Regions from separate parts of the Homo sapiens genome. Here region 1 is linked to region 2. The links are chromatin contacts, found by Hi-C or POLR2A ChIA-PET in ENCODE. All regions are on one chromosome and are shown on one strand. The core of a region is the stretch at or near the end of the contact, and the rest is flanking DNA. Distances in the headings are between cores, read along the strand shown.

Evidence for each region. A loop is a pair of places that touch in the nucleus more often than their neighbours do. ChIA-PET counts read pairs that join two places held with the same protein, here RNA polymerase II (POLR2A). Pooled maps may share reads with other maps.
Region 1: a pooled map shows a loop between it and region 2 (3-fold over the local background). The contact joins the enhancer-like site here to the promoter of MDM1 in region 2. A Hi-C loop is called at or near these places in 7 of 50 pooled maps. POLR2A ChIA-PET finds 5 or more read pairs at or near these places in 4 of 52 experiments (OCI-LY7, activated CD4-positive, alpha-beta T cell, activated CD4-positive, alpha-beta memory T cell and 1 more).

Annotation. Positions count from the first base shown.
Region 1 is chr12:68,116,382-68,121,408 of GRCh38, reverse strand. No RefSeq gene overlaps it. Among named protein-coding and RNA genes, the nearest start is that of IFNG, 41 kb to the left of the region's middle. Within about 2 kb of position 1,553, at least 2 of the 41 ENCODE cell types and tissues checked have a DNase peak (open chromatin) inside an H3K27ac peak, as active enhancers do.
Region 2 is chr12:68,328,870-68,333,795 of GRCh38, reverse strand. It overlaps MDM1 (Mdm1 nuclear protein), which reads left to right and starts at 1,434. Exons shown (of 15, transcript NM_001354969.2): 1 at 1,434-1,568; 2 at 2,575-2,689. The coding sequence starts at 1,551. LOC105369819 (a long non-coding RNA gene) reads right to left here and starts at 1,165. Exons shown (of 3, transcript XR_945057.3): 1 at 1-1,165. RefSeq lists a silencer at 1,234-1,493 and an enhancer at 1,794-1,883.

The DNA.
Region 1 (5,027 bases), core at 304-2,803, 210 kb after region 2:
AAAGATGGCAAGTTCTTAGACCAGAAATGAGTCCACTGATTTGCCAATCTGTGGTCCTTGGTGACCTTTGGCAGTCACAGTTTCAGAGTTGGTGGTGGTGATGGGTGGGGGCAGAACTTAGAAAGCAGTGGGCTGAGTAAAGAAATGAAAGAAGAGAGATCTCATCTGTCTATGTTCTTTAAGATGTGGTAGTCTGTTGCACTACAGTGGAACTGCTAGGAAAGTGCTGCTTTTAGCAATCATATTATATATGCTGGTGGCTCAGTTTCAGCTTGTGGTCATCTAAGATCTTCTGACTTTTTTTTAAACCTTGGCAAGCCAGGGTCTTTCTATCTGAAATGTACATAATCGATTATTTTTAAAACCTTTAATGCAGGCCTTTAACATTTATCTCTTTCAAATAGTACCTTATTAGTGTAAGCCAAATTTTCCAAACATATTCTAAAGCTAATTTCATCATTGTTTGCTTTATAGTCCTGCCTAGGACCTTACTTTTTAAGATGCCTGGTTCTCTTCCTTAGAAACTAGGGATGGCGGTGTTCCTGTTACTATAATTTGTGCATGGAAAACTAGATTGAGCTCAATTTCATTCCTGGGAAACAACAACTTTCTTAGCTAAAATATAAACCCTAACTGGAAAGCAACTGACCAGAGGTTAAGAATTGCATTTTGAAATAGTAATTGACCACAAATCAAAAGACATGTACTATTTAATGTGCTTGATTGATTTCAAGCTTCCAAATCCTCAAAGCTAAAAACTGTCATCATAATGTACTTAGTTAATGGGTGACTGTATTTTTAGAAAAGCTTTTGACAAAAGGCTAGAAAAAGACTTAAATGCATAAACCAGGGTATTTTCTTGCCTGAGTATTCCATTAATTGAGATTTTATACTTAACACCTTTTTTTTAAGTTTTACAAAGGACCATGAAATTGTGATCCCTGTGAGGTAGATGGGCTATTTTTATTTCACTTCTAAGAAGATCAAGGTATAAGGTACCTATTTCCTCGGATGTTATGAACCCAAAGAATATAATGATGACATTTTGATTTTCCACCCAGGCCTTTTGCCATGACTTTCCCAGCACTCACGTCAGATATCTTCATTCACAATTTAAAAAGAAGAGTTATGTCTCAAGGAGAAAAATCTAGGTAGGAACAGATAGAAACAGTTTTACATAGAGCTCAGCTAATTGTGTGAAGTTGGTGGTCATGAAACTGTGGGACTCTGAATGTTGGTTACACCAAGGCGCAATGTGGGCAGAAGATGCTTCCTCCAGGCAGCTTGGGCAAACTGTTTAGTGCAACACCCTTGCTGTGTAGGCTTATTTTTAGCAGAAACAGGGACCTTGAACTCATCAGCTCATTTTGAGTTCAATATGAAATCTGAACCTAGACCCGAGAAGATGCCTACCTGTGTCCCCACCCGCCCCCTTGGTGTGCTGCCAGAAAATGTTTACTCAGAGCAGCAGCTGAAGTCTGTTTGGGAACCTGCAGCCTGTGTACATCCGACTAGTGACCAAGATGCTTGGGTGTGTGCTGACTCATTTAAGAACAACTGATTTAGAGAGCTGCTGGGGTGTGGGTGTTAGTGTGCTGTGGTTCATTTTCCAGCATGCTACCAGAAAAGCACTGGATGGAAGTGGCAAATGACAAAGTCAAAACACAGTTACTGTACTGTTCAGAATATAGACAGCAATTTCCTTTCTAAATCTGTCTTTTAGGATGCCCTAGTCATTAGCATCTGGATTTGGCAATATTTTAGAAATATTTAAATATAGCTATGTTTAATGAGCACTTACCACATGCTAGGCATTTTTCTAAATGTTTTACAGGCGTTAAATCATTTAGTTCTCATAGCCACACTCTGAGTTATCTGTTCTCATCTGTCATCATGGCCATCTTGCAGTTGGGGACAGCTGAGGCTTGGGGATATGTAATTAGCTTAAAGATACCAGAGTATCTGTGGCAGAGCATGATATAAATCTAGGTCTGACTCAATGTCAGACTCAATATGACTCAAGTCTATATTGTTAACCTGTTAAATGTTACTGAGGTTTTGGTGCTATTTAAATAGAAATAAATGGGTTGTGCTTAATGTTCAGTAAATACAATTTCTATACCACTTTCTGATTTTTTTTGTATATGGATATATATGAAATAGAAGTCAAGCGTTTGTCCATTTAATCTGAAAATGTGCACTCAATTGTGATTAGGTGTAGGAAGATGGTGCGACGATCTTTTTACACGTGATGGATTCTTAAGTCTTTTTAATTCTTTCAGGTGGCTGATCTCTGTTCAGGGATATGTCAAACAACCCTTCTTTCTCCAGCAGGCAAGAGGCAGGTCTGGGTGGGACACTCTGGGCTGGGCTGGGCCTAGCTTCTGGAAACACCCAGGGATCCCTTAAGTCATAGCCTAAGTCAGGGTCCTGGGGCCATTGAGAACTCTTCATGGTTAAGAAGGGGGGATACCTGAGGGTAAGTTAATTACTCCAATGGCATAAATCAGTGTTTCAGACATACATTTAATCATCTGTAACAACTTTTGTTGACCCTATCTTAAGGTCATTTGAATCTTTTTCCAGAAGCCTATTGCTCTTGGCAATCTGAGGGATGGGGCAGTTAGAGACAGAGGGCTTTGACCCATATGTCTCAGGCCTCATCAGCATGACTACAGAATAGAGACATTTATTTATTTATTTTGTAATTGCCTAAATTACGAAATTGTGTACTCCCCTCCTTTTCTTGCCCAAATGCTAAAAACTGGAACCCCCTACCTCAACTGCTCTCTCAGTATTCTGAGAGCTCTCAGTGTCAGGTTTCACTGTTCCTCCCTCCTCCACTCCCCAGGTCTCTGTCTTCCTCTGCGCTGTCATGACCTTCGGGGCTGGGCTGCTGTGATCATCCCTGCCACCTTCCAGAGACCACTCTCATACCCTCTGCTTGATCTCAGAAAATAGACCTCTGCCCTCCTGTTTTCCAGCTTGTCTGAACTGTATGTAGCACAGGCCCTTCCATAATTCCCCGTAATACAACTGAGGCCAACCACGTAAGTATAGGCATACTTTGTTTTATTGCGCTTCGCTTTCCTGTGTTTTGCAGATATTGTGGTTTTTACTAATTGAAGGTTTGTGGTAACCCCTTATATCCACCTGGTCTATTGGCTCTGTTTTTCCAACAGCATATGCTCACTTTGTATCTCTGTGCCACATTTTGATAATTCTCATAATGTTTCAAACCTTTTCATTATTATTATATGTGTTGTGGTGATCTGTGATCAGTGATCTTTGATGTCACTATTGTAATTGTTTTGGGGCGCCGAGATCTGTGCCCCTGTAAGACAGAGATCTTAATCGATAAATGTTGTGTGTGTTCTAACTGCTCCACCAACCAGGTGTTCCCTGTTTTTCTCCCTCTTCTTGAGCCTCCCTATTCTCTGGGACACAACAATATTGAAAGCAGGACAATTAATCACCCTACAATGTCCCGTAAGTGTTCAAGTGAAAGGAAGAGTCACATGTTTTCTCACTTTAAATCAAAAGCTAGAAATGATTAAGCTTAGTGAGAAAGGCATGTCCAAAGCCGAGATGGTCTGAAAGCCAGTCCTCTTGCACCAAACAGTTAGCCAAGTGGTGAATGCAAAGGAAAAGTTCTTGAAGGAAATTAAAAGTGTGACATCAATGAACACATTAGTGACAAGAAAGTAAAACTATCTTATTGCTGCTATGAAGAAAGTTTCAGTAGCCTGGATAGAAGACCAAACCAGCCACAACATTCTCTTAAGCTAAAGCCTAAACCAGAGCAAAATCCTAAATCTCTTCAATTCTGTGAAGGCTAAGAGAGGTGAAGAAGCTACAGAAGAAATGTTTGAAGGAAGCAGAAGTCGGTTCATGAAATTTAAGGAAAGAAGCTGTCTCTATAACACAAATGTGCAAGGTGAAGCTGCATGTACTGATGGAGAGGTTGCAGCAAGTTATGCAAAAGATGTAGCTAAGTTCAATGTTGAAGGTGGCTACACTAAACAATGGATTTTAAATGCAGATGAAATAGCCTTATATTGGAAGAATATGCCATCTAGGAGTTTCATAGCCAGAGAGGAGAAGTCAAGTCCTGGTTTCAAAGCTTTAAAGGACAGATTGACTCTCTTGTTAGGGGGGCTAATGTGGCTGTGACTTTAAGTGGAAACCCATGCTTATATATCCTTCCCAAAATCTTAAAGTCCTTAAGAATTTAACATCAGTTAAATCTACTCTGCCTGTGCTCTGTTAATGGAACAACAAAGCCTGGATAACAGCACATCTGTTTACAGCATGGTTTACTGAATATTTTAAGCCAACTGTGGAGACCTACAGCTCAGAAAAAAATATTTCTTTCAAAATGTCACTTCTCATTGACAATGCACCTAGTCACCCAAGAGCTCATGCCTTCTGTGTTAGGCTTTATTCTGCAGCCCATGGATCAAGGAGTAATTTCAACTTTCAGGTTGTATTATTTAAGAAATAAATTTTAAAAGCCTATAGCTGCCATAGATAGTGATTCCATGAATAGATCTGGGAAAAGTGAACTGAGAATCACCCGGAAAAAATTCACAATTCTGGCTGCTATTAAGAACTTTCATGATTCATGAGAGGAGTTTAAAATATAAACATTAATAGGAGTTTGGAAGAAGTTAATTCCAACCCTCGTGGATGACTTTAAGGGATTCAAGACTTTAGTGGAGAAAGTAACTGCACATGTGGTGGAAATAGCAAAAGAAGCAGAAGTGGAGCCTGAAGCTGCAAGTGAATTGCTGCAACCTCCTGATAAAATTTGAGTATGTGAGGAGTTGCTTCTTAGAGATGAACAGAGAAGGTGATTTCTTGAGATGAAATCTACTCTTGGTGAAGATGCTGTGAACACTGTTGAAATGATGGCAAAGGATTTAGAATATTACATAAACTTAGTTGATAGAGCAGTGGCAGGATTTGAGAGGATTGGCTCCAATTTTGAAAGAAGTTCTACCGTGGGTAATATGCTATCAAGCAGT
Region 2 (4,926 bases), core at 185-2,684:
TTCCACTGTGTCTTGTTTGTGCCATTCTTAATTTACACGACAGAGATGCTGTCATCACCAATTAACATTAATCAAGGGCCCCCTGGATGCATGGCTGCATTGGGACTAATTTAATATGCTCTTTGTTCCAGATATCAGGTGGCTTCTTCAAATGATTTTTAAGTATCTCGATGATGATGAAGAACAAAGACATCAATCAGGATTCAGGAAGACAGCTTTTGCGGAAAATGCTTAAAGGGAAGCATCAAGGATTGGTGTTGATATTTGAAAGTTTAAGAGTGGTATACTTTTATTCAGTCAACACATGACAAATGTAAAAGGCACTCATTTGTTGTTCCTGGAAGAAGCCTGGCAGCATTCCATTCAGACATCTGCCCTTTCATCGTCCCACTTTTTACTTATTGCAGTCCTTTCAGTCTGAATATTTCCTCCTGACGCATCTTCTGCCGTCCGAAATGACTCCCTGCTCCCAGATCCTGTAGCCCTTATTATTGACACCTTTCATTTAGAAATTTAGCACATGTCACATTACACCATTATTGAATAAATAATGAATAAATAAATAAATAAAGATGTATGTCCTTCCCAAGTATATCAGAGAACTATCTGGACAATTTCTTTCTTTCCCAATTCTCAGAATCAGCAGTATTCTGTCAAGAAACATTTATCGACGATGATGGCAATAGTCGATTAAAATCAGATGAAGTTTTATTTTTAAAAAAAGGTTGAGCGGAGAGACAAGGCTGAAGGTTTGGAAGTTGAGACAACCATCTTCAATAAACGTTTTCTCATCTAAGGGCTGTATGTACATCATTTTGGGGAAGGTAGAGATTGAAGGAGGAAGAACATCACTGGAGGAAGAGACAGCAGTTTGTCTTTCGAGTTTCAATAAAGTTTCAAAAATCTTGCCTAAGTTATATATTTTTTTGGCCTTTCCCTTTTGATGTGACAATAAACTGTAATGCGGCTGTCGTTTGTACGAACCGATATTCAGCAGAATAAATCTGAGCACTTTCAGAAAAAGAAGCGTTCGGTTTTCTCATAGATGTTAGCATGAAGAACACACTTTGACCTTTGATGCTGTCAAGCACCTGGGCCAGCGAGGCTGGCGGCTGGCGAATTCCACCAGCAAGCAGACGCATTGCTGCGCAGGACCCGGCGAACCAGGGACCGGTCCACCCAACCCAGGAAGGCACCCCCGGGGTCCCGCCCAGCCCGGTTCCGGGAGCCTTATTGGCCGGCCTTCCGCCCGCCATCTCTATCAGCCCCAGGGATTTGGCAAGGGAGGTAGGCGGCTCCCTTTCGGCCACTCATTGGTCAAATCCTAATGGAGGTAAGGCACTCTGCGAGTCTCTATTGGTCCCTAGGCTCCAAAAAGGGCGGGGAAAAACAGACCGACAGGCCTCTAGGCGGGAAGCGCGGAGTGCGCCGGCGCGTAGTCGGGGACGCCGGGCCGAGGCTTTGCTAGGGAACACTGTTATCGCCCCGCCCCCTCGGAGCTTTTTCTCCAGTTAACTGTCGGAGTAGCGGGGGCTCCGGCGCCGGGCGACATGCCGGTGCGCTTCAAGGTGAGGCTGGGGTCCCCGGGCCGGAATGTGGCTGGGGGGAGCCATGGCCGGGGAGGTGTGGAGCGCCGAGGTCACGCTGCTTTTCTGCGCTGCAGCCCTCTGCCCGGCGGAAGCTGCCAGCCCCAGGGCCTGCTCGAGGGGCCCCAGAATCTGCCCGCCGCCTCTTAACCTAGTTCCCTCTCCGCTCACTCACATTTGCAAGCTGCAGTGTGTCGAAGAGTCAGATGGTGCGAGACACATTTACTTAGGGGGACTCAAGAGGAGTGGAGATGGGAGGAGGTCCCTTTGCGAAGAGAACTAAAGGCGACTTCAGATTGGGACACCTGTGGCCCATTTAGCTTAGCATTTAACCCCCATTACCTTTAAAACTTTAGTGTATGTGGCTTTTAAAGGCTTGAGAAATGGGTTCTTAGTAAAGACAGCGTATAAAGAAATACACGTTTTTCATCGTTGTGCATTCTTAGCGTATGTTAAAAGTTCCAGGTAGCTGGTAGCTGTCAGGGACTAGCACCCTGCAACTTCACAGGTGGCCACAGCGTCCCACATCTCCTGACTCATTTATCTTAAAGGCGTGTATTCAGAATGGAAGGGGAGTTTGCCTTTTGTTGACTTTATCAAATAGCAAAAGGTCCTAGGCATGGTACATAATATTGTGTACTCGGTGAAAACCTGCGATAAATCTAGAATGATGAGAATTTAGATTGTCATTAGTTATCCGACAAGAACTCATGCTTTGGAATCAGATAATCAGTGAAAGGGTAACCTCTGAGCCTGGAATTCCTGGTAGCATCTGCCTCAAGTGGTGTTGTGGATTAAAGGATATAACACGTGTGAACTGCTTAGCACAGGGCTGGGTGAATATTAGCTCTTATTAAGGAGCTCGTCTGTGTTTAATTTTCAGTCTTAAGTCTCTTTTGGGAGGTTCAGAAATTATTTTTCACCGATGTCTGCTTTAAAACATCATTCATTAATTGGACTGTACTCAAAAGTGTACTTTGCATTACAGGGGCTGAGTGAATACCAGAGGAACTTCCTGTGGAAAAAGTCTTATTTGTCCGAGTCTTGTAATTCCTCCGTGGGGCGAAAGTACCCATGGGCTGGACTTAGATCAGATCAATTAGGTAAGTTGAGCAGGCTAATAGCCATTCTAACCTGGGCTAAGTTTATAACTTGGGCCAAGCCGTTATAACTTGGGCTAAGTAAACCTTGGGCTAAGTTTACCAAATGATATATTAAAAGTTCAGTTGGCCTGGTTGATTTATTCATTTATTAATCAAGTATTTATTGAAGGTTTACTATGAGCCAGGACTATTCCCAGCAGCTAGTGTGGCAGGCCAGGTTTCACTAATGGAGGCCTCCATCACAACTGTTTCGGTACTGACTGAGCGGTTAAGTTAAATATTGAAAGCTAAAAAAAGCCAGTGCCCTTACACAAAGGCTGGGATGTCACAAAAGCCCATCAAGAGTATTGCCTAGGCCTTTCCTGGGCCATAAAGCATGACAAAATAAGGAATTCTTAACAGGATCCGTTTAGGATTAAACAAGTTTTACTGGGGGTCTGAAGAAACTCCCCAGGCCTCCACAAATTTATTGGCGGTCTGAAGGAACTCCTCAAACCTCCATGATTCAGCAGGAGACAAGATAAGGGTAATCAGCCCAGCACCTAGACCCATTTAGATTAAGTAAATTTACTGATGCTCCAGAAGAAGGTCTTCAGGACTCAGACCTTAGTTATAGATTAAAAGAAGTTAATCACTTATATCCTTAGATGAATGCACACTTACACGTAGACATATAGCTTAGAAGGTATATAAGCTCTGAAAAACTTTGTAATTTGGGGTTCGTCTGGTGATAATTTGCAGGCCTTCTTCCCGTAACTGGTTATAGAAATAAAAACTCTCTTTCTCCCTAGTTTATCTGCATCTCGTTATTGGCCGAGAGAAATAGCAGCCTGACCCTCAGTTTGGTCTGGGAACACTAGGGATATAGCCCTGAACCAAAGTCCCTTAACTGTGGAGAGAAACAGTAAGCAAGTCACTCAATAATTAAGGGAATTTCAGGTTTTTATATAAAATTGTAGGGAAGTGTGATACATAACATGCGGGAGGAGTGGATTGGAGGGAAAATGCTTTAGATTAGATGGTTGGGAAAGGCTCTTTTTGAGGAGGTGATATTTGAGCTGAGACCTGAAAGCTGAGGGGACAATGCTGGGGAAGAGTGCTCCCAAGGTCTTGAGAAATGGAAGCTTAGGGAGATGAGGTCGCTGCCCCAGCTTTACAGCTAGTAAGTGGCAGAACCATGATTTGAAATCAAGTCTGTTTTGTGCAAAGCATGTAATTTCAGAGGTCATGTTCTTGTTATCACACATGCCTCCTCCCTGTGTCCCAGGGAAGGCAGAGTCCTGGGCCAGAGTTTCCCGGAGGGTGATAGAACAGAAGGGAGACAGACTGACCTCATTATACCTGCTTATTTAATTCTTCCTTACTAGTATATTAGATCTCTGAGAGTAGGGCTCTGTCTTATTCACCACCCAGTACCTAACACAGGCCTTGGAACATTCTATTGCTTCTTGAAACTATTTTTTGAATGAATGAATTAGCCTAAATTTGAATTATAATAGCTGTGTGATGTTGGGCAAATTGAGCTAGTTTCACCAAGTGAGATTTTAGGAAGTCTGTTGCATAGGATTACTGGGAGGGTTTAAATGAGATGTTGCCTATTAAGGGCCTGGTTTGAGTACACAGATCAGTGCTTAGTGTCCCACATGTGATGTGTGCGAGCATGGCATGTAAGTCACATAAATGTTAGATGTTTGAAGCCAGGAAAAGACTTATGGGTAGGGTACCAAGCCTGGAAAGTTAGTAAGACGACGAGGTATTTTCAGAATTTGGTCTAGAGAACAAAGGGAAGAGTGGGCAAGAGTGAGTGTCTCTTTTAGAGTTCCTCTGAAGCATCATGATCTGACCCAGCGGCAAACTTCAGAGACTGGGTGTCCCTGCTTCTCCGGCAGGGTGCTAGGAAAATCCCTCTGCTCATAATCCTCTTTTTACAAATGACCAGAAATTCCACATATTTGAACCTCCATTAGATTAAGAATCCAAATAAATCTCTGTTTAAGCATAGATATCCCACCCTGCTGAGCGCCTACAGGGCTATTATGACACTGGAAAATTCATTAAACTGGGTAGTTGTCCAATAACATTTCAGCTTAGATCAGCTGCATTTGAGGGGAAGGTGATGAAATGAGACCATGAGAGCAAAGCCACCTTAGAGCATGGTATATAATGAAGGAAGGAATGGACTAGGGGAGGAACGTTAGTGGGGAATTTTAGGTCATGGGGAGGGACTGAGCAAGAAT